Regions from separate parts of the Homo sapiens genome. Here all the other regions are linked to region 1. The links are chromatin loops, found by intact Hi-C in ENCODE. Cell type or tissue: IMR-90. All regions are shown on one strand. Links, peaks and the distances in the headings refer to the core of each region. The heading gives the core; the rest is flanking DNA. Region 1 has its middle 2.3 kb from the start of LTBP4. Region 2 has its middle 20 kb from the start of AKT2. Region 3 overlaps SPTBN4 (spectrin beta, non-erythrocytic 4). Region 4 overlaps SERTAD1 (SERTA domain containing 1). Region 5 has its middle 49 kb from the start of ZNF780A. Region 6 overlaps SPTBN4 (spectrin beta, non-erythrocytic 4).

The links. Hi-C counts contacts between places; a loop is a spot of excess contacts. Peaks named below come from ENCODE experiments on the same cell type or tissue, not always from the same donor. Only the 100,000 strongest peaks of a DNase experiment are listed, where the experiment ranks them.
Region 2: it touches region 1 in a loop (13-fold over the local background); 53 of 110 quality-filtered maps call a loop at or near these places.
Region 3: it touches region 1 in a loop (10-fold over the local background); 77 of 110 quality-filtered maps call a loop at or near these places.
Region 4: it touches region 1 in a loop (6-fold over the local background); 22 of 110 quality-filtered maps call a loop at or near these places.
Region 5: it touches region 1 in a loop (4-fold over the local background); 7 of 110 quality-filtered maps call a loop at or near these places.
Region 6: a loop joins it to region 1, with 15 times the contacts of the local background. A loop is called at or near these places in 91 of 110 quality-filtered maps.

Annotation. Positions count from the first base shown.
Region 1 is chr19:40,597,098-40,601,097 of GRCh38, reverse strand. It overlaps a transcript of LTBP4 not described here. Among named protein-coding and RNA genes, the nearest start is that of LTBP4, 2.3 kb to the left of the region's middle. RefSeq lists an enhancer at 2,427-2,486 and a silencer at 3,901-4,000. In IMR-90, for the core only: a CTCF peak has its summit at 2,321 (motif pointing right); DNase peaks (open chromatin) are centred at 2,337 and 3,987; H3K4me3 peaks cover 1,443 bases; H3K27ac peaks cover 1,081 bases.
Region 2 is chr19:40,302,465-40,307,719 of GRCh38, reverse strand. It overlaps a transcript of C19orf47 not described here. Among named protein-coding and RNA genes, the nearest start is that of AKT2, 20 kb to the right of the region's middle. In IMR-90, for the core only: a CTCF peak has its summit at 2,212 (motif pointing left); a DNase peak (open chromatin) is centred at 2,179.
Region 3 is chr19:40,538,260-40,543,514 of GRCh38, reverse strand. The region is part of intron 20 of SPTBN4 (spectrin beta, non-erythrocytic 4); the gene reads right to left. Among named protein-coding and RNA genes, the nearest start is that of SHKBP1, 36 kb to the left of the region's middle. In IMR-90, for the core only: CTCF peaks have their summits at 2,137 (motif pointing left) and 4,191 (motif pointing right); a DNase peak (open chromatin) is centred at 1,054; H3K27ac peaks cover 203 bases; H3K27me3 peaks cover 382 bases.
Region 4 is chr19:40,417,206-40,422,460 of GRCh38, reverse strand. It overlaps SERTAD1 (SERTA domain containing 1), which reads left to right. Exons shown (of 2, transcript NM_013376.4): 2 at 1-872. Among named protein-coding and RNA genes, the nearest start is that of SERTAD1, 6.2 kb to the left of the region's middle. RefSeq lists a silencer at 1,103-1,192 and enhancers at 1,483-1,602, 1,268-1,768. In IMR-90, for the core only: a CTCF peak has its summit at 1,650 (motif pointing left); DNase peaks (open chromatin) are centred at 1,120 and 1,500; H3K4me3 peaks cover 1,062 bases; H3K27ac peaks cover 1,494 bases.
Region 5 is chr19:40,137,645-40,142,899 of GRCh38, reverse strand. No RefSeq gene overlaps it. Among named protein-coding and RNA genes, the nearest start is that of ZNF780A, 49 kb to the right of the region's middle. In IMR-90, for the core only: a CTCF peak has its summit at 2,905 (motif pointing left); a DNase peak (open chromatin) is centred at 2,889.
Region 6 is chr19:40,526,819-40,532,073 of GRCh38, reverse strand. It overlaps SPTBN4 (spectrin beta, non-erythrocytic 4), which reads right to left. Exons shown (of 36, transcript NM_020971.3): 18 at 2,943-3,033. Among named protein-coding and RNA genes, the nearest start is that of SHKBP1, 47 kb to the left of the region's middle. RefSeq lists a silencer at 2,577-2,896. In IMR-90, for the core only: CTCF peaks have their summits at 1,659 and 2,816 (motif pointing left); a DNase peak (open chromatin) is centred at 2,783; H3K4me3 peaks cover 425 bases; H3K27me3 peaks cover 618 bases.

The DNA.
Region 1 (4,000 bases), core at 1-4,000:
GGGGCGGGCGGGTTTCCCCCCAGACAGAGCTGAATCCATAAAGAGGAAATCCATTAAGAGTAGTGGGGGCCACATTTGGGGAGACAGCTAAGAGTTGATCCTCTTCTGCCCGGGGCACAGAGAAAGGGGCTTCATCTTGATAGGGGGCTATCATGGTACATCTGGACAGCCAGGTGGGACATCTGAGGGATGGGAGAAGGGTCGCTACACCTGGGCACATAAAGGAATTGGGCGTCTAGATCCTGGGCAGGAGGCTGGAGGTGGGGGGGATACATGTGAAGATGTAGCCACATCTGGCCAGAACGCCACACCTGGCGGGAGAAGTCACAATGGATAAAGGGAGGCTGTGGGCGGGGGTACTAACATCTGGCCCGAGGCTCACATCTGGAAGACTTTAGGGGGAGGGGTCACATCTGGGCTGAAGGCTACAGCAAGAGGAGGGTTTTGAGGGTGTTTGAGATGAGGGGTGTTCTAGACTAGGGGTCAAGAGCTGGAGCGGGAGGAGGGCAGGGGGAAGATTCGGGAAACAGGAGGAGGCCTTTGGCCCCCAGCCGCCCCACAATCTTGAGCATTTGGTGCCCAGGCAGGCGCCAACCCGCACAATCGCTTTTGTTGTCTGGGCTGGTTCGGCGGAGCTTTCTAACGGGCCAGCGCCCTCCCTCTTCGGCCGCGGGGAGCCCGGACGCCTGGCTTCCCGGCCCCACCCCCGCGGGTCAGTGCCTCTGGCCTGTGTCTGGTCCTGTCCCGGGCTCACCTCGCACGGCCGGACGCTGGGGTCCCTAGAGGGGGCCTCGTCCTGGGGGTGGGTGCTGAGCTACAACGGGGGGCGGGTAGGCGGCGGCTGGACCGTGGGAACCAGACGGCTTTATCTGGCCCGGAACCCCCCTCGCCCCAGGCGGAGGAAAGGCGGATGTGCTTACCCGGGGCCTTGCCAGCGGGGGCACGCTGTGGGGGCCTCCTTCTCAGTAGTCCCCGGCCCCCTGGCCCCCGGGGCCGCCGCCGCTTCAGTAGAGCTCTGGCCTCCTGGAGCCTGGGTGGGAGAGGACGGAAAAGCTGCTGTCACCGGGTTAAACTGACCTCCCCACCAAAGGGCCTCCATGCCAGGAAAATGTCTTTCAGTAGCGGCTCTGCCCAACCCTCCCCCCACAACACCTATTTATGGGGACCAGGCCTCTAGTGGGAGAGAAACAAAGACCCTGAGAGAAAGAGAGATGATGGGGGTTGGGGGAGAGAAAGAGAGAAGGGGCAGAGAGACTTAGACATAGAGGCAGGCAGTGAGACACAGGGAGAAAGAGAGAGAGGAAAAGAGACAGGTAACTAGAAAGAAACAGAAAGAGACAGAAATAATGCAGAGATGGGAAGAGCCTGAGATAGGCAGGCAAGGGATGAAATAGAAACGGACAGACAGGCTGATAGCAAAAGAAAGAGCCGGGGAGGGAGGGGGGAGAGAGAGGGAGAGGGGAAGGGAGGAGGAGCGGAAACGGGGGCAAAGCTAGGAGTTCCTGAGGGAGGATTTGGTAGGGGAGGGACTGCCCACTCACGTCAGTGGCTGCCAGTTGAGGGACACCTGTCTCTTCCTCACGCTGGGGCTGGGACTGGGCACTGCAGGCACTGGGTTCAGGCACCGCTGGGGGCCTGCACACTTTTTGGGCTGGCAGCTTCGGACCCTGCAGAAGGCTTCGGAGACAGCCAGGGACTAAGTGGGGAAGGAGGGGACCAAGTACTTCTCTACCAAATGCATCCAGCTCTCCCACTGGGATGAGGGGAGGGATGGGGAGCTCCCTGCCCCTCTCCTCCTATTCCCTTTTGCCCCCTACTCATACTCCATCTTCCAGAACCCACCTCGGATGCAGCGGCTCCTCCTAGACGTCTGGCCCGGGCAGCAGCGACAAACAGCAACGCTATAAATAGTGGAGTGGAAGTCACTCAGGCCCCTAGCACCCCAGAACTCTGCAAAGGAGGGCAATCGGGGAGGGGAAACCAAGACGCATCCTGAGGGGGCTTGAAACAGGTATATGACTAACGAGGTTCTTCTCCCCACGCCTCAGTTTCTCCATCTGTACAATGGGAGGCAAATTGGCTTAGACTTCGGGCTGAAGGGCACAGAAACCGTACTTTTGTCTTATGAAGAGATTTTGGCGTACGATTTTATTGAAAAAATACGTTATTTTAAAGCCTTTTAAAAGTGATTAAAAAACAAAAACAAAAACAAAAGACTCGATTTCTAAGAGCATTTCTAAGCCCGCACTGTCTGGGAATCTAGAACCCCGCCCTCCCGCACATCCCGGTCCGGGACTCAGACGCCATCCTGAGCCTGGCCGACAGGTGGCGCCATTTTCACAGGCCTCGGCAGCTGGGGAGGGAAGGCTCTTCCCTCTGACTGTGGGTCCAGCAGGGTGCTGAGGTGGAGGGGGATAACGGGAGTCACAGTCCAGGACTGAGAATCCCAGAGCCTGAGTTCTAGCCCGTTCTTGCCCTTCCACGATGTGTGTCCAGAAGCCAGCGTTTCTTGGTCTTTGGGCCTCAGTTTCCCGCCTGACCAGGAGAAAGGTGCCGTTCTTGCAGACATCTCCCAGCCCAGAGGGTCTCAGTGGCGGAGCTTCCAGCTCCGGTTCAAGTGCGTCGCAATGAAGGGGCCCCCCAGACAAGTCCATTATCCCCAGGCTAAGGGGGTCTAGAGACGAGGGCGCGCGCCCAGACCCCGAGAGGAGAGCAGTGGGGGGGTGCAGAGAGGGGGGTGTCCAGCGCGTGGGCCCCTCTCAGGTGGGTGGGGCCGAGTGGAGGATGAGGCCATCTGGTGGGGAGCCTCGGGGATCCCCGATCTTGCCGTCATCCCTCCCGCCTTTTCTCCAGGTTAACCCCTTCCCGGCCCCGCCCCCGCCGCGGCTCGGGTTACTAAACGCATTCGCAGAGACCCAGGCGGGAGAGGAGCCCGGGGCCTTTGTAACGGAGCGCTGGGCCGCCAGGCGGGGAGGGTGGGTGGGGGTGCTGGGCAGACGGCTTCCTTCAGTCCCGTCACCCGCAGACAGGAAGGGCGCCTATAGCCCCCAGATCTATAGGGAATCCTGGATCTCTCGCGGTGAAATCACTGGAGCCTCATTCAATCCCAGAGTCCTCTAATTCTAGGAAACTTGAGCATCCCCAACCGTTCTGAAGCCTGAGGACTCCCCCACCCGACCCCACTCCCCACAAGCCCCTCCACCATCAACGCAAGAGTCTATGTCTTCCTGACCAATTCGAAAAACCCAAAGGTCGCTTTTCATGAACACAGAGCCCCCAAATCCTAGAAAACCAGGACAACTCAGCGGCCTCATAAAGTCCCTCCAGAATCCCCCAACACCTTTCCTCCTTACGCGCCCAAGAAACTTGGGGCGCTCCATCCTAGCTCGAAGACCCCACACGTCTCTATCATTCTAGGAGAGCTCAGCCCCCCACCCCCTGCCCCAATAAACTAGAGACCTTTCCCCGAACTAACCCCAGGATTCTCTGGAGACTTAGCCTTCTCCACCACAATAAAGGGGACTCTTTCCCCTAAAAATCTCAGTACTCCCCGAATCTAACCCCTACAAATTGAGGGCGCCTAATAAATCCAAGGGCCCTCTTTGCATCTCCACATCGAAGCAGTGGGTTCGAGTTTCCCCTGAATCCGAAAGCCGTGGTCCTCCTGGACCACCAGACTTATTGGGTGGAAGGGGCACAAGGAAGCAGGGGGCTTACCTGGCCGGGCGGCTGGGGACCCCCGGGACCTCGACGACCTGGCTGGGGCTGGGGCTGGGGCTGGCGGCGGAGGTGGCGGCTGCGAAGAGCGGCAGCAACAGCACCAGCAGGAGGGGGCGGCGGCCGCTGGTGCCAGGCCTCGGCATCGTGTCGGGCGCCGAGTCCCGCTCCGGGCGGGCGGTCTGTCCAGCGGGTCAGGCTAGCCCCGGCCCCGCCCCTGCCCCCGCCCCCGCCCCCGCCCGAGGCCGACTCACTTTCTCCACAGTCCAGCCACGGGCTGCGA
Region 2 (5,255 bases), core at 643-4,642, 290 kb after region 1:
TGAAAGGCTTAAAACAGTACCTGGCATACAGTGTTGATACCTAATTTTATCTCTGAAATTTCCTGTAATCCCAGTACTGTGGGAGACAGAGGCAGGTGGATTGCTTGAGCTCAGGAGTTCAATACCAGCCTGGGCAACAAGGCAAAACCCTGTCTCTACAAAAAATACAAAAATTAGCCAGGTATGGCGGCTACTAGGGAGGCTAAGGCAAGAGGATCCCTTGAGCCCAGGAGGCAGAGGTTGCAGTGAGCCGAGCTCATGCCACTGCATTCCAGTCTGGGTGACAGAACGAGACCCTGTCTCCAAACAACAAACAAACACACCTGCTCGGGTATGGTGGCTCATGCCTGTAATCCCAGCACTTTGGGAGGCAGAGGTGGGTGGATCACTTCAAAACAAGAGTTCGAGACCAGTCTGGCCAACATGGTGAAACACAGAGTCTACTTAAATACAAAAGTTAGCTGGGCATGGTGGCATGCGCCTGTAATCCCAGCTACTCAGGAGGCTGAGGCACAAGAATCACTTGAACCGGGGAGGCAGAGGTTGCAGTGAGCCAGGATTGCACCACTGCGCTGTAGCCTGTGACAGAGCAGGACTTCGTCTCAAAAAAAAAAAAAAAAAAAAAAAAAAGGGCCGGGCGCGGTGGCTCACGCCTGTAATCCCAACACTTTGGGAGGCCCAGGCGGGCGGATCACGAGGTCAGGAGATCAAGACCATCCTGGCTAACATGGTGAAACCCCGTCTCTACTAAAAATACAAAAAATTAGCCGGGCTAGGTGGCGGGCGCCTGTAGTCCCAGCTACTCAGGAGGCTGAGGCAGGAGAATGGCGTGAACCCCGGGGGGCGGAGCCTGCAGTGAGCCGAGATCGCACCACTGCACTCCAGCCTGGGCAACAGCAAGACTCTGTCTCAAAAAAAAAAAAAAAAATTTTAATGACATTCTTACAGGCTATAAAATAACTTTTTTGGTAATGCTTTATTTTAGTATAATTGTAAACTTTTAGAAAAGTAACAAGAAGCCTGATGCAGTGGCTCACACCTGTAATCCCAGCACTTTGGGAGGCTGAGGCTGGCAGATCACCTGAGGTCAGGAGTTCAAGACCAGCCTGACCAACATGGTGAAATCCCGTCTCTATTAAAAATACAAAAATCAGCTGGGCGTGATGGTGGGTGCCTGTAGTCCCAGCTACTCAGGAGGCTGAGGCAGGAGAATCGCCTGAACCCGGGAGGCGGAGGTTGCAGTAAGCCGAGATCTCGCCACTGCGCTCCAGCCTGGGCAGCAGAGTGAGACTTGGTCTCAGAAAAAAAAAAAAAGTAACAAGAGTACAAAGGATTTCTGTATACTCTTTACCCAGATTTGCCAATTGTTTACAATTTGTTCCATTTGTCTTACTGTTCCCTCTTCTCCCCTCCATAAGGATACATGCATCATCTATATCTATTGTGTTATGAGCCATTTGAGAATTAGGTTGGAGAACATCATGTGTCTTTCTTTACCTCAGGACACTTGTGTGTAGTTCCTAAGATCAAGAACATTCTCTTTCCTTTTTTTTTTTTTTTTTTTTTTTGAGACAGAGTTTTGCTCTTGTCGTCCAGGCTGGAGTGCAATGGTGCGATCTTGGCTCACTGCAACCTCCTTCATCTGGGTTCAAGCGATTCTCCTGCCTCAGCTTCCCCAGTAGCTGGGATTACAGGCGCCCACCACCACGTCCGGCTAATTTTTGTATTCTTTAGTAGAGATGGGGTTTCACCATGGTGGGCTGGCTGGTCTTTGAACTCCTGACCTCAGGTGATCCACCTGCCTCAGCCTCCCAAAGTGCTGGGATTCCAGGCGTGGGTCACCATGTCTGGCCGAACATTCTCTTTCATAAGCACAGTACAACTATCAAAACAAGAAATTTAACATGGACATGATACTTTTATCTAATGCAAAATTCATGTTCCAATTTCATCAATTGTCCCAATAACGTTCCTTATTGCTGTTTTTTCTCCTGGCTTGGAATCCAATTCAGGATCACATGTTACATTTATTTATTTATCTTTTCCGAGACACCCTGGTGACTTAACATGTTGCATTTAGGTGTCGTGTAAGAGCTTCCTTTTAGACAGTGAATGTTCAAATATAATGGTCCCGCAAATTGCTCTAGGAAGACTTGATGCCTGCAAGACATAGCTGGGTTTCTGCAGGGATGACCAGCTCATGTGGCGCCATCTTGTGGCAAGTGAATAGAGTTTATAAATCCACTGGGCAGCTGTGAAATTTTTCTCTTCTTGAAAAAGATCAGGTGGTGTTTATATTATTTCAGTTTTTCTTAGTAATGTGGGAGGCTGTGTTGTAAGGATTTTTCTATTTCAAATCTACCTTTTTTTTTTTTTTGAGACAGAGTCTGACTGTGTCGCCCAGGCTGGAGTACAGTGGCACGATCTTAGCTCACTGAAACCTCTGCCTCCCAGGTTCAAGCGATTCTCCTCCCTCAGCCTCCTGATTAGCTGGGATTACAGGTGCCCACCACAACGCCTGGCTAATTTTTGTATTTTTGGTAGAAATGGGATTTCGCTATGTTGGCCAGGCTGGTGTCGAACTCCTGATCTCAGGTGATCCGCTCTCCTTTGCCTCCCAAAGTGCTGGGATTACAGGCATGAGCCACCGCGCCTGGCCTAATTTTTTGTATTTTTAGTAGCAGGCTGGTCTCAAACTCCTGGCCTCAAGTGATCCGCCCACCTCAGCTTTCCAAAGTGCTGGGATGACAGGCATGAGCCACCGTGCCTGGCCAACTCGGTAAACAGACAAGTTCAGACCTGGAATAAAAATCAGCCTAGTACAGAGCTTTAACCTTCCTAATCAAAACTGCATTTGGTAAACAAATATTTTTTGATCCCCAAGTCCCAACTATGTGCCTGGTGTAGGGGAGCAAAAAATGGCTTCCCTGTACCCTTCTAGGTTCTTTGACTGGGCTACATATTAAATTGACATAAGGCAGATTAACAGTAGAAAAAAACTCATTTTAATTAAGTAAGTATGCACAGGAGCCCCACAATATATGAGATTCAAAGAAGGGCCAGATGATTGAAGCTTATATAGCATCCTGAGCTACAGAAAAAAGAGGGGCTTGCGGCTTCTAGGAGGTGGTGGTGACCTAAATTATGGGAGGGTGCAGGGAGGAAGTGTATGGTGAATAAAAGTTGTCTTGTTATGCAGATTATAAGTCTCTTAGTTAAGAAAAGTTGTCCCAGAAGAATAGATCTGGGCGTGGTGCCAACCTCCAGTCTCATCTCCTGTGATCTGAGCTCATCTTTCCTGATTGAGAAGATTCCTGGGGAGGGGATTCGTGACACTGAAGTTCCTTTTGGAGGATCCGTGTTTAGGTAGATAAGGGAAGGTCAAAGAAAGTCCTCCCTGCCCTTGCTGTTCCCCAGGTTCCCTCCATTTGAAGTAATCAGTCTATCAAAGGGATGTATTTTGGGATGGCATTTCTCGAACTTCTTCATTTCTCCTATCTGAAACTTCTCTAGAAGTTCCACATGCTAAAAGTTGATTTGGTGGTGGATGACAGAAAAATCAGATTAGTGTTTGAATAGTATGAGACCTGGGACTAGGTCAGTCCAATTAATCAGTTCTGTCTCATTCCAGGAGGTGGTGTGGCAGGTGGGCTGCCATCACAGTCAGGCCTCTGTATGGCACAAGCAAACAGGTATTTAATAAGAGGAAACAAAAGAATAAGGTTAATGTTTGCAGCAATCTGTAAACTAGTTTCTGAGCCTGGAGGGCAGCCAATTGACATGATTTCTAGATGCTGGATCAAAGCATTTTCAGTTGGAGTAGGGGCAGGCAGTGATAATTTGACACAGATTTTCCTGGTTGCAATTTGCATTAGGGGTTCCAGTGAACTTTTTTTTTTTTTTTTTTTTTTTTTTTCAGACAAAGTCTCGTTCTGTCGCCCAGGCTGAAGTGCAGTGATGCGATCTCGGCTCATTGCAACCTCTGTCTGCCAGGTTCAAGCGATTCTCCTGCCTCAGCCTCCTGAGTAGCTGGGACTACAGGCGCATGCCACCACGCCCGGCTAATTTTTTGTATTTTTAGTAGAGACGGGGTTTTACCGTGTTAGCCAGGATGGTCTCGATGACCTTGTGATCCACCTGCCTCGGCCTCCCAAAGTGCTGGGATTACAGGCATGAGCCACTGTGCCGGCCTTTTTTTTTTTGAGAGTCTCGCTCTGTTGCCCAGGCTGGAGTCAGTGGTATGATCTCCGCTCACTGCAAGCTCCGCCTCCTGGGTTCACGCCATTCTCCTGCCTCAGCCTCCCAAGTAGCTGGGACTACAGGTGCCCACCACCATGCCCAACTAATTTTTTGTATTTTTAGTAGAGATGGGGTTTCACCGTGTTAGCCAGGATGGTCTCGATCTTCTGACCTCGTGATCCCCCCACCTCGGCCTCCCAAAGTGCTGGGATTACAGGTGTGAGCTACTGCGCCTGGCCTGTTTTTTTTTTTTAGATGGAGTTTTGTTCTTGTTGCCCAGGCTGGAGTGCAATGGCACAATCTTGGCTCACTGCAGCCTCCGCCTCCCAGGTTCAAGCGATTCTCCTGCCTCAGACTCCCAAGTAGCTGGGATTACAGGCACCCGCCACCCCGCCCGGCTAATTTTTGTATGGGGTTTCACCACGTTGCCCAGGCTGGCCTTGAACTCCTGACCTCAGGTGGTCTTCCCACCCCGGCCTTCCAAAATGCTGGGATTATAGGTGTGATCCCAGTGAACTTTCTGATTAGTTTGTATATTGGTAGGCATGAAGGTGGTGTATACCTAAGTGTTTGTGGTGATTTATCTGAAGTCTCTATCAAGTCTTCTAGTTTTAGCTTGCAGGGCTTCAGGAAAGGAAGTCTTACTTTCAGTAACTCCAAGTCAGAAGGGAGAAAGACTGGAAATGTTAGTTTGGAGAGTCATAGCCAGACATTTGAGGAAACTGGAAGAATTCAGGATCCACTCAAGTTTCCAGGTAAATAACAAACCCTCCACAACAATGAACTAGAATCTAATAATGGATACACTATAGTTTTCTTCTGAAACATGATTTTTCTTTGTACAGTCACCCCCATTTCTGCCAGACACAATCACAATGAGATCAATTTGTTGCCAGGAGTGGTGGCTCATGCCTGTAATCCCAGCACTTTGGGAGTCGAGGCAGAAGCAGATTGCTTTAGTCTAGGAGACCAGCCTGGGCAACATGGCAAAACCCCATCTCTATAAAAAATACAAA
Region 3 (5,255 bases), core at 550-4,549, 58 kb after region 1:
GGTTTTGCCTGCCCAAAATCCATCCTCTCCTTCCAAATACATCAAAACTCACTCTCAGGTCCTGAGCTTCCTGAAGGGCAAATGAAACCTAGAGAGTCATGGGTAATCACATGACCCAAGTGGGGCCAAGCAGAACACTGAAAACACCCTGGTCATAAAGATTGGGTCAGATATGAGCACGTAACCTTAGATGGGCCAATGAAAACTCTTCCCACTTTTTCTTTTTTGGTAGAGGTGGGGTCTCGCTGTGTTGGCCAGGCGGGTCTCCAACTCCTGGCCTCAAGCAATCCTCCCATCTTGGCCTCCTAAAGTGTGGGATTACAGGTGTGAGCCACTGTGCCCGGCCACTCTCCCCATTTTCGCCAGGAAAATGTGTGTGCACAGAAGAGATGCTCTCTTTCCCATGGGCTTCCTAAGTTGGGAGGAGGTAGGCCGGGCATCCTGGGGTCATCCTGCCAACATCAGGGACTCCCTGACCATGAGGCCAACACAGAAGAAAGCGGTGCTCAGAAATGAAGACAAGGAGATTTGTGAAGACGTAATTTGAGTTACTGATCACTCCACCCCTCAGACCCCGAGCCAGCACCTTCATAAATTGAAGACATAATTTGTGAATTATGAAGACATAATTAGCTGAGATCGCGCCACTGCACTCCAGCCTGGGCAACAGAGTGAGACTCTGTCTCAAAAAACAAAAAAACAAAAACAAAAAAAAAAGGAAAGAAAGAAAGGATGGGGTCCCTTGCCTTGAGTCCCAATAAGGCAAGGACTGGGACTGTATAGTCCCTGAATGTGCACTCCTCTCCTAGGCCATGCTGAGCTGGATACAAAAACATGGGACAGAGAAGCAGAACAGGGGGGAGGAGGGTGTTTCCTTGGCCAGAGAAAGAGCTTTGCTTAGGGTGGGGGTGGGCCTGGAAAAAGTGTGGGGTCCCCAGGGACAGAGCCTGGCAGCTGCAAAGCCTCTAGTGCATTTTCTCATCTGGCAGGAGACCAGTCCCCCATCTCTCCAAGCAGGAGCCTGTGGCTGAGGCCGACCAGCTGGCCAGGTCCCTGAGGGCTGGGGAGCCAGGACTTGAGACTCCACCATCTGGCTTCTTGGCCAGGAAGCACAGCTTGGCAACAGGCCCCGAGAGAGGATTCTGGGTCACGTGGCCAGGACCTGGGAGGTGGGGTCCCAGAGAGCCTGCTGCAGCAGCGGGTGTGGTACGGGATGAGGGAGAGGACACAAGGAGGACATGAGGAACACGGGAAGGAGGCAGAGACAGAGAAGTCAAATAAAAAGAGACAGAGAGACTGGGGTGGTGGCTCATGCCTGTAATCCCAGAACTTTGGGAGGCCAAGGTAGGCAGATCACCTGAGGTCAGGAGTTCAAGACCAACCTGGCCAACATGGTGAAACCCCATCTCTACTAAAAATACAAAAATTAGCCGGGCGTGGTGGCTCACGCCTGTAATCACAACTACTTGGGAGGCTGAGGCAGGAGAATCGCTGGAATCCGGGAGGCGGAGGTTGCAGCGAGCTGAGACTGTGCCATTGCACTCCAGCCTGGGTGACAGAGTGAGATTCCGTCTCAAAAAGAAAAAATAAAAATAAAAAAATACAAAAATTAGCCAGGCATGGTGGCGGGTGCCTGTAATCCCAGCTACTGGGGAGGCTGGGGAATCGCTTGAACCTGGGAGGCGGAGATTGCAGTGAGCCAAGATCGCGCCACTGCACTCCAGCCTGGGTGACAGAGTAAGATTCTGTCTCAAAATAAATAAAGAGACAGAGAGAAGGGAGTGAGAGAGTAGGACAGAGAGGGACACAAAGGGAAGAGAGAGACACAGAGATGGCGACGGGAGGACAGGAGAGAGGCTGAGGGGGACAGATCGCTCACACACTGCACACCACTACACCCCTCAGACCCCGAGCCAGTACCTCCCTCAGCCCAGCCTGGCCCCAGTGCCCTAAGGGTGGATGGGACAGCCAGGAAACGTGCCAGGCTGGATGGCAGCCAACCCCTCTCCTGTGTATGCCCCAGGGGACAGCAGGGCCTTGGCAGGTCCCTTCCCCAGTAGCAGCTCCTGAGGGGCAGCTGGGCTCCGTCTGGGTGCCCTGGCCCACACAGTCACTTCCTGCCTCGGGCTCCCTCTGCTGGGAAAAGGGCCCAGGAGTCTCGTGCTGGAGCCTGCCTCTGGCACCCATCACTGTGTGACCCCAGGGCCACTCCCTTGTCTCCTCTGGGCTTCAGCCCCTCCCTTGAACAATGGGGACCCCCATCTCATGGTTTGCTGGGCTTGGTTGAGACTGAACCCCCTACAGGGAGGGAAGAGCTAACTCTGTACTCTGGCTAAAGCAGGAGGCCCCAACTCCTTCCTCTAAAACCTAAATAGTACAAAAGAAGGTCAAAGATGGTCAAGCTCGCCAGTAGCATTGGAAAAAAATACAAATACACACACTGCAGTGAGATACCACTTCCCAGCCATCGGACTGAGAAAGATCTAAAATGTCTGACAAAACCAAGTGTTGGCAAGGACGAGAGGAAACAGGAGCTCATGTGTACTGCTGGGGAGAGAGTGAGCAGCCACAGAAGGACCTGGGCAGGCAATTTGGCAAAAGCAAGTGAGCTAAAGATGGTTCTAACTTTTAACACTATATAAATATTTCATTTACCACCTCCAAATTACTTTTCTTTTTTTTTTTTTTTTTTTTTTTTTTGAGATGGGGGTCTCACTCTGTCGACCAGATTGGAGTGCAGTGACACGATCACAGCTCACTGCAGCTTCAACCTCCTGGGCTCAAGTGATCCTCCCACTTCAGCCTTCTGAGTAGCTGGGAACACAGGCATGTGAATCTCGCTATGTTGCCCAGGCTGGTCTGGAACACCTGGGCTCAAGCGATCCTCCTGCCTTGGCCTCACAAAGTGCTGGGATTACAGGCATGAGCCACTGTGCCCAATCATCCATGTTGCTTTTTTAAAATGTGTTTTGGGGCCAGGTGCAGTGGCTCACGCGAATAATCCCAGCACTTTGAGGGGCTAAGGCAGGAGGACTGTTTGAGCCCAGGAGTTTGTGACCAGCCTGGGTAACATAGTGAGACCCCATCTATCAAAAAATAAAAATAAATTAAAATTAAAAAGCAGCATGGAGAGGGGTAAATGCCCCAAATGGAATATGAACAAAAACAAATGAAGTAACCGTGTATCACATAAGTAACAACCAAAGGGAAGGTGAAACAACTAGCTTTTGAAAACAGTAGAGTGATGGTGATATGCTCTCAGTTTTATGACAGTTAAAATTAAAGACTGGCCAGGCACGGTGGTTCATGCCTATTATCCCAGCACTTTGGGAGGCCGAGGCGGGCGGATCACTTGAGGTCAGGAGTTTGGGACCAGCCTGGACAACATGGCGAAACCCCATCTCTACTAAAAATACAAAAATTAGCCGGGTATGGTGGCGGGTGCCTATAGTCCCAGCTACTCGGGAGGCTGAGGCAGGAGAATCACTTGAACCCAGGAGGCAGAGGGTTGCAGTGAGCCGAGATTGTGCCACTGCGCTCCAGCCTGGGTGACAAGAACAAAACTTGGTCTAAAAAAAAAAAAATTAAAGACCTGTGAATAAATACTGAATCTTAGATTTGTTGGGTCAGCAGTTCTGAAACCACTTAATGCATTATGTCTTTTCACCTTCACAATGTCCTTATGAGGTCAGAAATATCATTATGCCCATTTTACTGAAGAAGAAAATGAGGCACAGCCAGGCGCGGTGGCTCATGCCTGTAATCCCAGCACTTTGGGAGGCGGAGGTGGGTGGATCACTTGAGGTCAGGAGTTTGAGACCAGCCTGGCCAACATGGTGAAACCCCGTCTCTACTAAAAATACAAAAATTAGCCAGGCGTGGTGGCAGGTGCCTGTAATCCCAGCTACTCAGGAGGACGCTGAGGCAGGAGAATCACTTGAAGCCAGGAGGCGGAGGTTGCAGTGAGCCGAGGTCCTGCCACTGCACTCCAGCCTGGGCAACAGAGTGAGACTCCCTCTTAAAAAAAGAAAAAGAAACTGAAGCATGGAGAGAAAAGTAACCTCCTTGGGCTATCCAGGTGATAAGGCACAGAGCCAGGGCTTGACCCAGGCAGCCCAGCGCCAGCATCCATGCCCTTCACTGAGATGCTCTGCTGCTTCCCACACTCCTGCTATCCACCAGGGGGTGAGCATTGAGGTCCTTCCCATTGCAAGGAGAAGGCATCCAAGGCTCAGAGGGAGAGACGAAGGCAGCAAGTGGGAGAGCTGTGACTCAGAACCAGACCTGCTGGAGTCCCAAGTCTGTGCCTTCAGCCACTGCAAAACACTGCTGGGGAAGAATTAGTAATCACTGCAAGATAATTATGAATCCTAGCAATAGGCTGGGGCAGTGGCTCACGCCTGTGATCCCAGCACTTTGGGAGGCCGAGGTGGATGGATGCTTCAGCCCGGGATCTTGAGACCCATAGTCCAAGCTTCTTCACCCTGCCCTGTGCAGGACTGACCTGCATGGACCAGCCCTCCTGTCCTCTGGCTTCCATGTGGGTTGGCCTCAAACATGGCTTATACTTTTCAGTGCAAAATGAAAACACAAGGTCCCTTGTTCAAATATTTATTAAGAATTTTATCCAGGGGCAGTGCTTCACCCCTGTAATCCCAGCACTTTGGGAGACTAACGTAGGAGGATCACTTGAGGCCAGGAGTTTGAGACCAGCCTGGGCAACACAGTGAGGCCCCCGTCTCTATAAAATACTACAAAAATTATCTGGGCGTGGTGGCACACGCTTGTAGTCCCAGCTACTCAGGAGGCTGAGGTGACAGGTTCACTTGAGTCCAGGAGTTCAAGGCTGCAGTGAGCCATGATCACGCCATTGCACTTCAGCCTGGGTGACAGAGGTAGAAACTGCCTCAAAAACAAAAAAATTCAAGACATCAATAGTAGGGCATTAAACCAAGCATGGAGCCCTGTGTCACTGCACGGGCAAACACCCATGAAGCCAGCCCTGGCTGACAAAGGGAAGCCCAGAGGAAAGTGAGTCTGGGGTATTATCTCCCCAGCTCTTCCCTGCTATGGTGCCATGGTCTGGCTGCCGTTCTTTCTTTCTTTCTCTTTTTTTTTTTTTTTGAGACAGAGTCTCACTCTGTCACCCAGGCTGGAGTGCAGTGAGGTGCAATCTTGCCTCACTGCAACCTCCGCCTCTCAAGTTCAAGCGATTCTCATGCCCCAGCCTCCCGAGTAGCTGGGATTACAGGCAT
Region 4 (5,255 bases), core at 1-4,000, 180 kb after region 1:
ATAAAAACATCAAACATTTTATTGGGCGTAGGCTGTGTACGAGGCACAGTTTCTAAGCACGTCACTGTGTTAACTCATTTAATCCTATAACAGCCCTACAAGATCGGTAGTATTATCATCCCTATTTTACAGGTGAGAAAACCAAGGTTCCAAGATTATCACTTGAGGTGGGTTTTAAATTATGAACTTTTTTTTTTTTTTTTTTGAGATAGGGTCTCGCTCTGTCACCCAGGTTGAAGTACAGTGGTCTGATCATGGCTCACTACAGCCTCAAACTCCTGGGCTCAAGCGATCCTCCTACCAGGCCACTTTTTTTTTTTCTTTCTTTTTTTTTTAAGACAGATTCTTACTCTGTCGCCCAGGCTGGAGTGCAGTGGCGTGACTTCGGCTCACTGCAACCTCCACCTCCCAGGTTCAAACGATTCTCCTGCCTCGGCCTCCCAATTAGCTGGGACCGACTAATTTTTTATATTTTTTGTAGAGACAGGGTTTCACCGTGTTAGCCAGGATGGTCTTCATCTTCTGACCTCGTGATCTGCCTGCCTCAGCCTCCCAAAGTGCTGGGATTACAGGCGTGAGCCACTGTGCCTGGCCTTTTTTTTTTTTTCTTAAATTTTATTTCTTTTCTTTGCTAGCAGGAAGTCAAGGCAACTTTTTAAAAATGAAAGCAAGTCCTCGCCTGGAGTCTACCTGTATTTATTGAGGAGCGAAGGGGAGATTGCTTTCAGAATGGTCCCGAAATAAAAACACAAAACCTGGACCCTGGACAGATCCTCTCCAAGGAGCCCTGAGAGTCGGCTCTCCAGGAAAATGGGGGAGGAAAGGGGGACAACAGCCCATTTTTAAAAATAAAATTCACTCCTGGTCTTAAATCTCTGGGCAAAGGATAGGGACGCTTGGAGCTGTGTCTGAAATAAAGCCACTAGGCTTGGTAGCTGGACTGCAGAGAGGGAGCTCAGGGCAGGCAGCTGTGCCTTCCTTCTAGAAGAAACCCAGACCCGGACGAGCTGGGGCCACCTGCCCGTGTGCTGGGCCTGGCTGGAGCGCCGGGTGTCAGCGGCCGCCCCCGCGGTCCAGCCGCATTCCAGGCCTGGCTGGGAGGGGCCGCACACTCAGCGGCCTGGCACGGGACCCAGGCTGCGTCCTTCCTGACGGCCGCAGGGACAGGGCGGAGCCTGAGGGGGGGTGCACGGAGGGGAGGGAGTGTCACCGTGAAAACTGCGGGTGCGCATGGAGAGAGGCGCAGGGGGCTGGACGGTGACCCGAGGGGCCAGCGGGGCCTTGAGTGAGGGAAACGCCGCCATCGTGGGGTCCCAGAGCCTCGCTTCTGGCCAGAAGCCTCGGGGAGGCAGAGGCAGGAGTGGAGCTGGGCCAGATGGGGAGCCTGGGTCGGCCCCAGGGGCCGGGAAGGGGCGGGCAGAGTGGCGCTTCCTGGAGGAGCAGAGGAAGTTGTGCCCATTTCTGGAAGTGGATGAGGCGGGCCGCGGAAGCGGGTGAAAATGGCCTGCGGGGAGCTGTCGTCCAGGCTGAGGGTCTTCCAGGCGCCTGACTCCAACCCCGAGTGACTCCAGCCCCGGGCAAATGGGACTCGGACTGCTTTGCCGCAGACTCAAAACTTGGGCGCCTGGGCTGAGCTCAGCACCGCCCCCTGGTGCCCAGTCGGGCTCTGCGGTGCCGCCGTCTTGGGTTCCCCGGACATCTGTCCAGTGGTCGAGGGATCATGAACGCCCTCTGTTTACAACACTCTGCGGGCCTGTTTCTTTCTTTTCTTTTTCTTTTTTTTTTTTTTTTAGAGACGGGGTCTCGCTTTGTCGCCCAGGCTGGAGAGTGCAGTGGCGCGATCATAGCTCACTATAGCCTCGAATTCCTGGGCTTCAGCAATCCTCCCGCGTCAGCCTCCCAATTAGCTGGGGTTACAGGTGCACGCCACCACGCCCAACTGATTTTATTTTTATTCTTATTTTTATTTATTTATTTATTTATTATTTTTTGAGATGGATTCTCGCTCTGTCGCCCAGGCTGGAGTGCAATGGTGCAATCTCGGCTCACTGCAGCCCCTGCCTCCTGGGTTCAAGCAATTCTGCCTCAGCCTCCCGAGTAGCTGGGATTACAGGCGCCTGCCACCATGCCCGGCTAATTTTTTGTATTTTTAGTAGAGACAGAGTTTCACCATGTTCGCCAGGCTAGTCTTGAACTCCTGATATCAAGTGATCCGCCCTGCCTCAGCCTCCCAAAGTGCTGGGATTACAGGCGTGAGCCACCATGCCCGGCCGATTTTTTAAATTTTTTGTAGAGACAGTGTTGCCCTATGTTGTCCAGGCTGGTCTCGAACCCCCAGGCTCAAGCAATCCTTCCACCTCAGCCTCCCAAAGTGCTGGGATTCCCGTGGGCCTGTTTCTTATTCTTTCCTTTCCCCGCTTTTTCAAAGAGATTGGGTCTCACTGTGTTGTCCAGGCTGGAGAGCACTGTCTGTACAGAGGAGTGATCATAGTGCTGTACAGCCTTGAACTCCTAGGCTCAAAGGATCCTCTGGCTTCAGCCCTCAGAGTGGCTGGGACTATAGGCACAAACCACTGTGCCCAGCTAAGGACCTGTTTCTGATGTCTCCGAGGCCCAATATGGGGTGAGCTGATCCTTCCGTCTGCCCCTGTGCCTGCTTTGCCACTGATGGCCCCTCTCCCCAGAGCCTCTAGGTACAGTTGCATAGGTTGTGCACTGCATATAGGCTCCGTATGTAAGGGGCTGCCACTGGTGTTCCAGGTACCCTGCATTTACATATTTATTACAAGTTTCCCAGCAGATGGAGGTCAAGTACCTCCAGGAAGGGGCATGTCTTTTACACAAAAGCACCATATGGGCTACATCAGCCCTGGTCCCGTCTGCCCGGTGCCCTCAGGTTTATGAATGGCTCATGTGTGAGGACCTGCCCCTCTCTCCCCATGTGTCACCCCCAGATGGGTTGTGCAGGCTCCCTGGCTCTGGTGTGCTGCTCCACCCTCAGGCTCAACCCCAGGAGGCCACACCACCTTGGCCAGCAGACTCCAGGGCCCACACCATTCCTAGCTGAGCCGCCAGCCCTGGCACAACTGCCACCTTTCACAGAGCCTCTGTGTATGCTCGCCATGACGCCCCCTAGGCCAGCTTTCCTCCATGGCATTCACAGACCACCCCCAAAACACACACACACACACACACACACACACACACTCTCTCTCTCTCTCTCACACCTGGAAGAGCTGTGACCAGCTATCTTGTCTCTTTTTCCTCCCTCCCTTCTTCCTGTCCTTCATTCAGCAAAAATTTATGAGCACACACCTACTGTGTGCCTATCCCTATGTAAAGGGTAAATCTGACCACATCTCTCCCCTGCCCCTGGGCCCTTATTACCCCACTTCTCTGGGGTCTGAATTCTGTACTTTCCAAGGCTCACCTTCTACCTCTGTCCCTATTCATTAGACACTTATTGAGTGGCCGGGCATGGTGGTTCACGCCTGTAATCCCAGCATTTTGGGAGGCCGAGGCAGGTGGATCACAAGGTCAAGAGATTGAGACCATCCTGGCCAACATGGTGAAACCCCATTTCTACTAAAAATACAAAAATTATCTGGGCAAGGTGGCGGGCCTGTAATCCCAGCTACTCAGGAGGCTGAGGCAGGAGAATCACTTGAACCCGGGAGGCGGAGGTTGCAGTGAGCCGAGATTGTGCTGCTGCACTCCAGCCTGGCGACAGAGCGAGACTCCATCTCAAAAAAACCAAACCAAACAAAATTAAAAAACACTTATTGAGCACCTATGGTATGCAGTCCCGGCACACTTTAGAAATCTAACAGAGATATTATTGAAGCAGTAAGCTGGAGAGAAGAGACTGTTCCTGAAAGCCAGACTGCCTGGGTTTGAACCCCAGCTTTGGCCAGATGCGACGGCTCACGCCTGTAGTCCCAGCTACTCAGGAGGTTGAGGTGAGAAGATCACTTGAGGCCAGGAGTTTGAGGCTGCAATGAGCCATGATTGCACCACTGCACTCCAGCCTGGGTGACAGAACAAGACCCTGTCAGAAAGAAAGAAGGAAGGACGGAAGGAAGGAAGGCAGGAGGGAAGGAAGGAGGGAGGGAAGGAAGGGAGAGAGAGGAAGGAAGGAAGAAAGAAAGGAAAGAGAGAGAAGAAAAAAGGAAGGAAGGGAAAGAAAGAAAGGAAGAAAGAAAAGAAAGAAAGGAAGAAAGAAAGAAAAGAAAGGAAGAAAGAAAAGAAAAGAAAAGAAAAGAAAAGAAAAAAGAGTTACCGCTCTGTGGCTGTGTGACTCTAGGCAAGGTACTTAACTTCTCTGAGCCTCGGGGTCCTCACCTGTAAACTGGAACAGTAACAGTATCTGCCCCAAAGAACTATTGTTCTGGTGGGCAAGGAAACAGCAAGGGTCACTGAGAGAGAGACCCTACAACATTTTCAGGGATCTCTAAGCTGCTGGGTTTGGCTGGAAGGAGGAGGAAAGCAGTAAGGTAAATGACAAGACTGGAAGGGTCCGCAGGGGCCAGGGCATATAGGACCCTGGATGGGGGACTTAACTCTGAAGATGCTGGGGAGTCATGAAGTAAAAGGATCCCTTCACTAGGTGGGTGGCATCGTCGGGGAGGTGACACTGGAGGCCAGGAGCCCAGGATCCCAGGGGTGGAGAATCTGGGGAGGGACGGAGCAGCTGTTGGGAGGGAAGAGGCACTCAGGAGGCCCAGCAGACAGGCTGTGGGACTGACAAGGCCTGGAGGAGGGGTCTCAGACCAGGCTCAGGGCTCTAATCAGGGGACTGGGAGACACTGGGGCCATCCCTGAGATGGCAACTGGGGAGAGAAGCAAGTCTGGGGTTGGGGCTGAGGCCAAGGAGGGACCCAGGGGGTGCAAGAGGCTGGGGAGACACCCAGGGGAAGGCATGGAGCTGCCCGGGCCCTGGGCCGGGAGCTCAGGAGAGAGGACTGGGGTGTGGGGGTGGGCGTGAACGGTGGGATCGAGGGAGACACCAGTGTCCCTTGGCTGGACTGGGTGGGGCGGAGTGGCTAGGCCACGCAGGGCAGGCCAAGGCTCCTGCTTGGCTCAGACTGAGTCTGGAGAGGGTGGTCCCTGAGAAGAAGCGTCCACCTCCTTCCCTAGCCTCACAGGATGTCCTGTGTTTACTGCGGTGGCCACAGCCGGAACCAGGACACTGGGGCCACCCCCAACTTAGCTTCCCGTGGCCACACCCCCTTGGGTGAGGGAAAGCATGACAGAGA
Region 5 (5,255 bases), core at 604-4,603, 460 kb after region 1:
CTCCATCCTGGGTGACAGAACAAGACCCTGTCTCAAGAAAACAAAAAACCAAAACCATTGTTTTGTGGGTGATTGAGTCCCAATCGCAAAAATTGTTTTGACATTCCATTTACTTGGAAAATATAAACCAATGAACATATGTATTCATTTTCCTCTCTATTGAGCAAAAGGTACATCCTGTTCATACCAATTTGCACCTTGGTTTTTTCACTTAACTACATCTTGGAGGTGACTATATATGTGTGTACACATGGGCCGGGTGTGGTGGCTCACGCCTGTAATCCCAGGACCTTTGGGAGGCTGAGGTGGGCGGATCACTTGAGGTCAGGAGTTCAAGACCAGCCTGGTAAAAATGACAAAACCCCATCTTTACTAAAAATACAAAAATTAGCAGGGCGTCATGGTACGTGCCTGTAGTCCCAGCTACTAGGGAGGTTGAGGCAGGAGAATGGCTTGTATCCTGGGAGGTGCAAGTTACAGTGAGCTGAGATCGTGCCATTGCACTCCAGCCTGGGCGGCAGAGCAAGACTGTCTCAAAACAAAACAAAACAAACAAATAGTCAAAAAAACAAAACAAAAAAACACGTGTGTACACACTTGTACATACACACACATCACATATATATGTAATCTTAATATATCTTATTTTCACAGCTGTACAGTGCTCTGTATTTGTGGATATAGCATAGTTGAATTAAGCAGCACCCTCTTCATGGCTATTGCAATAGTTTCCAGTTTTTTGCTATCATGCGTAGGGCTCCAGTGAAGAGGCACGTTCATATGAAGTTTCCTATTTCTGTCTGTGTCTTTGGACCTAATTCCTAGAAGTAGGATTGCTGAGTCAAAGGGCAAATTCACTAGATATTGCCAAATTCTCCTCCATGGAGGTTTTATCTTTTTATATTCCATCAGTAAAATGGAAGAGTCCCTGTTTCCCCACAGCGTTGCCAACAAGAGGGCTGTCCAACATTTGGATTTTTGCTAATCTGTTAGGTGAGAAATAGGATCTCAGGGCAGTTTTAATTGTGTTTCTTTTATTATGAGTGAGGCTGAGCTTTAGTTTATTTTTTATTTTTTGAGACAGGCTCTTGCTTTGCCAGTCAGGCTGGAGTGGAGTGGCACAATCTCGGCTGGCTCATTGCCACCTTCGTCTCCCAGGCTCAAGCGATTCTCCTGCCTCAGCCTCCTGAGTAGCTGGGATTACAGGTGCATGCCACCATGCCTGGCTGCACCATGTTGCCTGGCTGCAACATGGCATGCACCATGCCATGTTGGCCAGGCTGGTCTTGAACTCCTGACCTCAGGTGATCTGCTTGCCTCAGCCTCTCAAAATTCTGGGATTACAGGTGTGATATTTTATTTTTTATTTTTTGAGACAGGGTCTTACTCGGTCACACAGGCTGGAGTGCAGTGGTGCAATCATAGCTCACTGCAGCCTTGAACTCCTGGGCTCCAGCAGTCCTCCCATCCTCCCACCTCAGCATCCCGAGTAGCTGGGATCACAGGTGTGTGCCACCACACTCAGCTAATTTATTTTATTTTATTTAGAGACAAGGTCTTGTCATCTTGCTCAGGCTGGTCTTAAACTCCTGGGATCAATCAATCCCCTCACCTTCCCTTCGAAAGTACTGGGATTACAGGGATGAGCCACTGTGTCTGGCTATTTTTATAAATTTAGGTGGCATTTGCATTTTTTAACGTGAACTCTCTGTTTATGTATCTTGCCCGCTTTCAATAGGTTTCTTGTTTTTTTTCCCTTAATTTTTAGACACTTTATATTTTAGGGATTTTAACTCTTTCTCTTCTGTGATATAAGTGGTAAATATTTTTCTTATTTTGTCATCTGTAGTTTTTGGTTGTGTATGGCTTATTTTGTGGCCACGCAAAAGGTTTTTGTTTTTTTTTTGTTTGGTCATTTAACAAAATTCTCTTTTATGGCTTCTGGATCTTGAGTAATAGTTTGGAAAATTTACACCCTCCCCGGTAATGAGGGAACTCACCAGTGTTTTATTATCTGTGAGGCTGTGTTTTTTCATTTAGATCTTTGATATGTTTAGGATTTAATCTGGTATATGGGGTGGGAAATGCATTCAAGCTTCTTTGTTTTCACGTGGTCATCTAGTTGTTTCTACACTACTAAATTAAAACCTTTTCTAAAGTCCCTTCCTGAATTAGAAATTACTATATCATCATATAAATCTCCATCAGCAATTGCTTCTGTCTTTGGATTTTCTAACCTTCTTTTGATCTGTCTGCTTATTTATGCATCAGTAACACATTTTAAAATATTGTTTTTATTTACTTTTTTTTTTTTAGCCCCAACCATGGCAAGGGCACATATTGTTTTATTTTTATTGTATTATTTTTATTATTTTTAATTTTTCTGATACGGAGTTTTGTTCTTGTCACCCAGGCTGGAGTGCAATGGTGCAAACTCAGCTCACTGCAACCTCTGCCTCCCGGGTTCAAGGGATTCTCCTGCCTCAGCCTCTCGAGTAGCAGGGATTACAGGTGCCCACCACCATGCCCAGTTAATTTTTGTATTTTTAGTAGAGATGGGGTTTCATCATGTTGTCCAGGATGGTCTCAAACTCCTGACCTCAGGTGATCCACCCGCCTCAGCCTCCCAAAGTGCTGGGATTATAGGCATGAGCTACCACGCCTGGCCACTTATATCGTTTTAAGTATTTGGTAGAGCTACTGCCTAAGTTGGTGGCAGCCACGGCTGCTACTGCTTCTTTCTAGCTCTGGGGCAAAAAAAGAAAACACACACACACACACACACACAAACACACACACAAAACCCTTGATGATATCTGTATTGGGATTGCAATAAATTTGTAAACAAACTCAGAGGCAATTGAGTTCATGATGCTGGCAGCCTGCTTCTATCCTTGGAATTCTGGTGCCATCTAGTCGTCATTATGTGCAACAACAACTTTCTGAATTTCAAAAAGAAAATCTGGGAGGTAAAAGCAGTAAACATTTATTGTCTCACACACTTTTTGTGGGTCAAGTATTTGAGAGCAGCTTATCCACATGGTTCTGGTTCGAAGGCACTGGCCTGGGGTTCAGTCATCAGAAGGGTTTAAAGGAACTGGAGAATGCCCTTCCAAGGGGGCTCACTCACACTCCTCTGGGTCCACTTGCTCTAGGGGAAGCTAGGCCACATGATGGGGACTGTGGGGAGGGCCAGATGGTGAGCAAGTTAACGCAGAGAGTGAGGTGGAAGCTGTAATGCTAGATAATTTTAGACTTGCAGAAAAGTGCAGATAGTACAGAGAGGTCCCACATATCTCTCATCCTGCTCCCCCTATTGTTATTAGCATAGCACAATGATCAAAACTAGGAAATTAACATTGGTATCACAGTATCAACTAAACTACCAATCTTATTTGAATGTTAACACTTTTTCTATTGATGTCCTTTTTTTTTCCTTTTTTCTGTTCCAGACTCCCATATTGTGTTCAGTTGTTGTGTCTCTTCTAGACAGGAACATTTCCTCTGTATTTGCTTGTGTTTCATGACTTTGACACTTTGCTTTTTTAAGAGGTAGGGTCTCTTTCTGTCGCCCAGGCTGGAGTGCAGTGGTGCGATCATAGCTCACTGCAACCTTCAACTCCTGGACTCAGAGGATCCTCCTGCCTCAGCCTCTTGAGTAGCTAGGACTACAGCCACATGCCATGGTGCCCGGCTAATTTTTTTTGTCAGGATGGGGTCTCACTGTGTTGCACATGCTGATCTTGAATTATTGGCCTCAAGCAATCCTCCTGCCTCAACCTCTCAAAGCTTTGGGATTATAGGTGTGAGCCACCATGCCCAACTGACTTTGACACTTTTGAATGGTACTGATCAGTTAGTTTATAGGATATTCCTCAATTTGGGCTTGTCTGACATTTTCTCATGACTGGACTAAAGTTATGAGTTTTTGCCAAGAACGCCACAGAAATGATGTTGTGTCCTTCTCAGTGCATGATATCAGGAGGCACCTGATGTCAGTGTATCTTATTGCTGGTGATGCTGACCTTGATCACTTAAATTGCTGTATGCTGCACATCTCCACTGTAAAGTTACTATTTTCCCCTTGGTAATTAAAAACTATCTTGAAGGAGATTTTTTGAGACTATACAAGTCTTTTTCCTTCTCAAACTTTTGCCCACAAATTTTAGCATCCATTGGTGGATCTTGTCTGCAACAGTTATTGCTGTGACATTTGACTAATGGTAATTTTTCATATTCCTTTCTCCTTTTACATTTATAAATTGTAAATCTACTGAAAGATAGAACCATCCCTTCTCCTCATGTATTTATTTTTTTATTTCGATCCATGCAGAAGTGTGATTTATTTATTTATTTATTATTTTTCAGGTGGAGTCTTACTCTGTCACCCAGGCTGGAGTGTAGTGTTGTGATCTCTGCTCACTGCAACCTCTGCCTCCTGGGTTCAAGTGATTCTCATGCCTCAGCCTCCTGAGTAGCTGGGATTACAGGTGTGTGCCACCACACCTGGCTAATTTTTTTTTTTTTTTTTTTTTTTTAGTACAGACAGGGTTTCACCATGTTGGCCAGGCAGGTCTCAAACTCCTGATCTCAAGTGATCCACCCGCTTTGGCCTCCCAAAGTGCTGGGATTACAGGTGTGAGTCACTGCACCCGGCCGAGAAGTGTGGATATTTATTTTATTCTATGGATTAAAACCTGATATTGAGAGACTTACATTTCGACAGTCTGCTGGGTATGAAATGGTATGCCGTTGTGGGTTTTCCCCTTCTCTTTGTGGAGAACAGAGTCTTGCTATGTTGCCCAGGTGGGTCTTGAACTCCTGGGCTCAAGCGATCCTCCCACCTCGGCCTCCCTAAGTGTTGGGATTACTGGTGTGAGCCACCGTACCTGGCCTCATTGTGTGTTAATTAGAATATTCTGAATACTGATGAGTTTGGGCATCTTTGGCCTTTCCTACTGTGGCCTCTATGAAGTGCTTTTAAAAAATCCTGCTCTTGCCTCTCCAGGTCAGGATGTTAGGCTCACTGGACAGAGAAGAGTCTATTTTTTTGGGAAGTTGGCATGAAATACTTTAAGAACCTGTTAATAAGGTAAATGCAACTTCTAGGCTTTGCATAACCGTCTATATGCTGTTGAGGGCTGTTGTTGTTTGAGTTCTCTGGAAGCAGACACTAAGATGCAGTTTGGGGTGCAAGAGACTTATTAGGGGTTGACGCCTGTGGAAGGGAGAGGGGAGCCAGGGTTGAGCAGATG
Region 6 (5,255 bases), core at 559-4,558, 70 kb after region 1:
AATTAAAGCCAACTCTAGCTCTCTCTAAACTAACCCTCTAATCTGGAGTAGACCCATCCTCCATAATCGAGATCTAGCACCCCTAATGAGCCCACAGGGCTCCCCAGTTCTAGCCCTGGGACTCTAAGACCATAGATCCCCAAACCATGACCAGTTCTAGCCCTCAACCAAAGCCAACCCCAGCCAAATGTGAAAAACAAAGCTGTGTTCTGGCTCTCCAAACCAGTCTACCCCAAAATCTAGCCACAGACTCTCCATCGTGGATCAGATCGGACCTCCCAAGCCCGGCCAGCACCCCCACCCCTACAACTAAAGCCAGTTCTAGTCCTCCTACCCACCAACAAAACCAGTCATCCAAAACGCAAGCACCAAGAGTGGGCCCCTCTCACGGCACTAGAGAGGATCAATCACAGGCTGCTTTTTGAGCCTCCCCCAACCCCCTCCAGTAAAAAACCAGACTTATCCTCCAAGCCAGAACTTCCCCACTCATGACCAAACCTGGCACCTGAAACAGTTTGCTCCTCCCCTTTCTCCTCCCCACTCCAGTCACAAGATCCTCCCTCCTCCCTCCTGCAAAAAAAAAAAAAAAAAAAAAAAAAAAAAAAAAAACAAACACTGGACTCCAGCTCCGCGGTCCCGGGAGGCAAATGCAGTCATAGCCAAGGACAAATCCCAGATCCCCAGCCGGCCAAACCCCAGCCCATGTCCCCTGAGCATGTGCTCCCCAGGGGTCCAGGACAGCATCACACTCCTTCATACACACACTAGAACCAAGTCCAGTGCTGAACCCCCCAACTCAATTCACAGGTTCCCGACGTGCAGGGAAGAGTCCAACGGCAACCACAGCCCGCAGTGAAAGCAGAGCCCTTAAAGAGATGGTACCCCATCCTCAAAGTAAAGCCCCCTCAAAAGTGATTCCTTCATGATGGAGGGCAAAACCAGACTATCCAACAACCCAGGAAAAGCCCCACAAAGTCAGAGCCCCCTAGACCCAGAGAAAATCCAAGGCCCCTCATCTTCCAAGGCAGAGCCCCCCAAAAGTGATTCACCTCCATCATCCAAGGCTGATACAGATCCTCCCAAAACAAGAAAGAAACCCCCCAAAAGGTTGAGAAACCCCCAACCCCAGGGCAAATCTTAGATGCCCCATTACCCGGAGAAGAGCCCCCCCTCGAAAGGCTGAGACGCCCTGAACCCTTAGGGCAAATCCAGATTACCCTAGAAGTGGTCTTAGAAGTCCCCCCGCTTCGCTCCCCTCCCTTGGGGGCCGGCCCCTCAGTCCCGCCCGCGCCAGCACCGCGGACAGCTCCCGGCGTCCTTGCCCCTCCCCCAGGGTGGGGGTCCGGGCGCCTGCCCGGCCCGCCCCCGCGCCGCCCCGCCCCTCCCTCCCGCGGCCACGACGGGCGGGCACGCGCCCGAGCCCCCTCCCCTGTCTGCGTCCGCGGGGTGCGCGCCAACCCCCTCCCCTGGGCGCCCCCGAGACCTGAAGCGGCAGTGGCGTTGGCGGGGCGTCCCTGCAGCGGGCGGGCGGGTGCTCGCCCCTCAACTGCGACGGCAGCGGCAGCGGCGGCGAAGGCTGAGGCTCCGGCGGCCGCGCGCCCCCTCCCTCGCCCCCGCGCGGCGGCCGCGCGCCCGCCCGCGTGCGCCCCCTGCCTGCCTCCCTGCCCGCCTCTTTGCGGGGCCCCAGGTGGGGGTGCAGGAGGAACCACCACTCGCCCCAAGGCTTCGGGTGGGGGGCTTCTGCGCCATCTCAGATGATTGCTGCCTGATCCAGAACAATCTCATGAGGGATGGGGGGTGCTCCTGGACCAAATCTAATGCCGGGAGGGAGCGCCTGGGGCTTGGACTGCCTCACTAAGGGAGTGGGGATTATGGTGAGGGGCTGGGTGGGGGCCTCCTGAACCATCTCTAATGGGAAGAAGCTCGGGCTCCTGGCCACCACATGTGGACAGGGGATATGGGAGGGCGACCTGGAACATCTCACAATCTCCAGTGGGGGCGAGGGGGAACAGGGGGTTCCTCCAGTGGCTCAAGTCCCGGCCTACCCCAGTTATGGGGGAGGGGGGCACGGTATGGAGGCCCTTGTTTATTCCGTGTGCGGAGAGAACAATCTCCCATGGGTGTTCAACATAGGGGGGAGGGTCGAATCGTCTTTAATTGAGGCTGAGGGGTTTAGGGGTTAGACCTGGTTCCTGAACCAGCTTTGGTTGGAAGAAACTTAGGTACGGGGTGATGATGGAGGAGGGGATGATCCTGGGTCACACAGATGGAGGGGCTCAGGGCCAGGCCTAGCTCTGTTTAGGGTTTAGGAAAATGTTTACTAGGCCATCTCTAATGTGGCCAAAGTCTAGAATCGTTTCTATGGAATGCAAGGGAAGGAGGGGAAGACAGCAGGTCTCCTGAACCGTCACTAATAAGGAAGGGGGCCTGGACCATCTCGGATTAGGGGAGATCGTCCCTAATGTGTGCAGATCATCCCTAAGGGAAGGGGCTTGATTACTGAACACCTTTAAAGGGGCGAGGGCTTGGTTCAGAGCCATCGCTGGCTGCAGGAGGGCGCAGGGCCGCTGGCCCCCCCACGGCCCTCGGCCCTTATCCCCACCGCCCGCCCCGCCCCTCTCCTGGGGTAGAGCGATTCTCACAAATCTCAGGAGAGAAAGGTGAGATCAGCGCGCGTCCCCGCGGGACCCGTAGGCGCGGACACGCGCGGTTGCCAGGGGCGCCCGGGGCCCCTCCTTCGTTTCCCGGAGTCGGCGTGGGCGGGCAGGGACTTGCGGAGCATGCGCACTGAGACCCGGCTCCGCGCGCCCCCTGGCGGCTTAGAGCGAGCATCGCTCCGCGACCCACTTAGACGGGGCGTCCCCACCCCCACCTCGGCCGAGAAGCACTTCCCTCCCGACTAAAGGGGATGTCTCCGTCCCCAGCACACCTGGAGTTCCTACCTCGTGGCAGTCTCGGAGGAAGTGCTGCAGCTCAAGTTGGTCATGTAGCTTTTGCATCCATTGCTGGGCCCGTAACTGGTTTTCTTGGTTCCTGGGGATGGGGAGATAAGGGCTGGGGAAAGGCCCCGGGTTGGGGGGTGCGGCGCTGGCAGTAGGACTGTGAGGGCACTGGGCTGGGTAGGGGAAGAAGGGCGTGGAAAATATGTAAGAGAGAGGGAGGAATTAGTGGGGCAAAGCCAGGGACGCAGGGACGGGGCTGAAGAAGGGCAGAGAGAGAGACAGACAGAGGAAGAGAAAGGGAGAGGCAGAGACAGGCACTTAGAAAGAAAGAGATATAGACGGAGAGAAAAAAAGGCAAGTCCAGAGAGAAAGATAACAGAGAAGTAAAGACAGACATACCTAGGGACAAAAACAAAACAAAACAAACGAGAAAGTGAGAGGAGACACCAGAAAGAGAGCGAGAGAGAGAATAAAAAAAGACGAGAAAAGAGATGGAGCAAGGCAGAGCCAGAAAGAAACTCAGGGAGCAGCAGACGACGAAAGAGAGGAGGCAGAGAGAGGGAAAGTGACAGGAGGAGTCCGGTCAGGGACAGCCCAGAGAGAGACAGGCAGAGGAGTGGCAAATGCCACCAGGAAAAGACAGCCCCACAGACGACAGACAGACCAGGGGGCCGCAGAGTTGGAGAGAGGGAAGAGAGCAGAGTGTGGGGAGAGATGACAGCAGAGTCGCAGAGAAGCTGAAGTGGGCACTCCTGCAGGCAGAGCGAGGCCCTTGGCCTGACTGAACTGACCAGGCTGGACCCAGGCCGTACCACTCTGGAGCCGGCTGGGACCATGGGCCCCGGGCAGTCTGGCCTCCTGCCCACAGTGCAAGGCAAAGTGCCCAAGAGGCCTGGTGGATGGGGCTGGGGCATCCCACATGGGCTCCCATGCATCCCTGTCCTGTTGCTATCTGTCTCCCCCAGGGAGAGAGAGAGAATGAGACTATCCTCCCAGGGTCTCCATGAGAGTCCTTAGAGATCCTCCCAGGGTCTCCATGAGAGTCCTTAGAGTCCTTTTTTTTTTTTTTTTTTTTTGAGATGGAGTCTCGCTCCATCGCCCAGGCTGGAGTGCAGTGGCGTGATCTCGGCTCACTACAACCTCCACCCCCCAGGTTCAAGCGATTCTCCGGCCTCAGCCTCCCAACTAGCTGGGATTACAGGCGCCCACCACCAGGCCTGGCTAATTTTTGTATTTTTAGTAGAGACGAGTTTTCGCCATGTTGGCCAGGCTGGTCTCGAACTCCTGACCTCAAGTGATCCACCCGCCTTGGCCTCCCAAAGTGCTGGGATGGGAGTGAGCTCCTGCACTCGGCCAATCTCAGAGGCCTTTCTGACCTACCAGGCCCCACACCCCCACCTTTCCAAACTCTTATTCTCCTTGCACTCTTCCCCCTCACTCTGTGGTAACTGTACTGCCCTTCTCGCTGTGCCTTGAGCAAGCCTCAGGCCCTTGGCACTAGCCGTTCCCTCTGCTGGGAATGCTCCTTCCCCCAACATCTACTCAAAGATCACCTTCTTCGTGAGGTCCCTCCTGACCACTCCCCAACACTTTCTGGCTTTCTTCCCTTCTTTAATTTTCTCCTTAGCACTTAACGCAATCTAACACGTGCTATATGTTACTTATTTATCTTGGCTGTCTCCCATGCTAGGATATATCATTTCCATGAGGGCAGGGATTTTTGTCTGTTTTGTTCATAGATGTGTCCCCAATGCTTAGAAAAAGGGCTTGGCATACAGTACACGCTCGACTTATATTTGTTAAATGAATGAATGCAAGAAACACAGTGGCAGAGAGAAAAAAGATGGGAGAAACAAAAGTACAGTATCTGTGAAAGACAGAGGCAGAAAAGACAGGGTTAGAGAGGTGCAGATGGAGGGAGAGAAAAACGGAGAGAAAAACAGAGAGGGAGCAGGAAACAGAGATACAGAAATAGATGGATAGATGGAAGCAAAGAGACAGAGTGTATAGGAGACAGTTGCAGAGACAGAACCAGAGAGAAGGAACAGGAAGGGCCTGAGACAAGCAAGCGAAGCACTGACTGCCTCCTGCCCAACTTAGCTTAGGAGCCAGGAAAGATAAAATGCCTCTGAAATTGAGCTGAAATCAATCTTTCCAGGCCTTCAGCAGCCAAACTGTCAAGCATCAGTCCTAGAGATGAGGAAGACCCTGAGTCTCCATGAGGGTGAAAGAACAACAGAGTAGGCCGGGCACGATGGCTCACGCCTGTAATCCGAGCACTTTGGGGAGGCCAAAGTAGGAGGATTGCTTGAG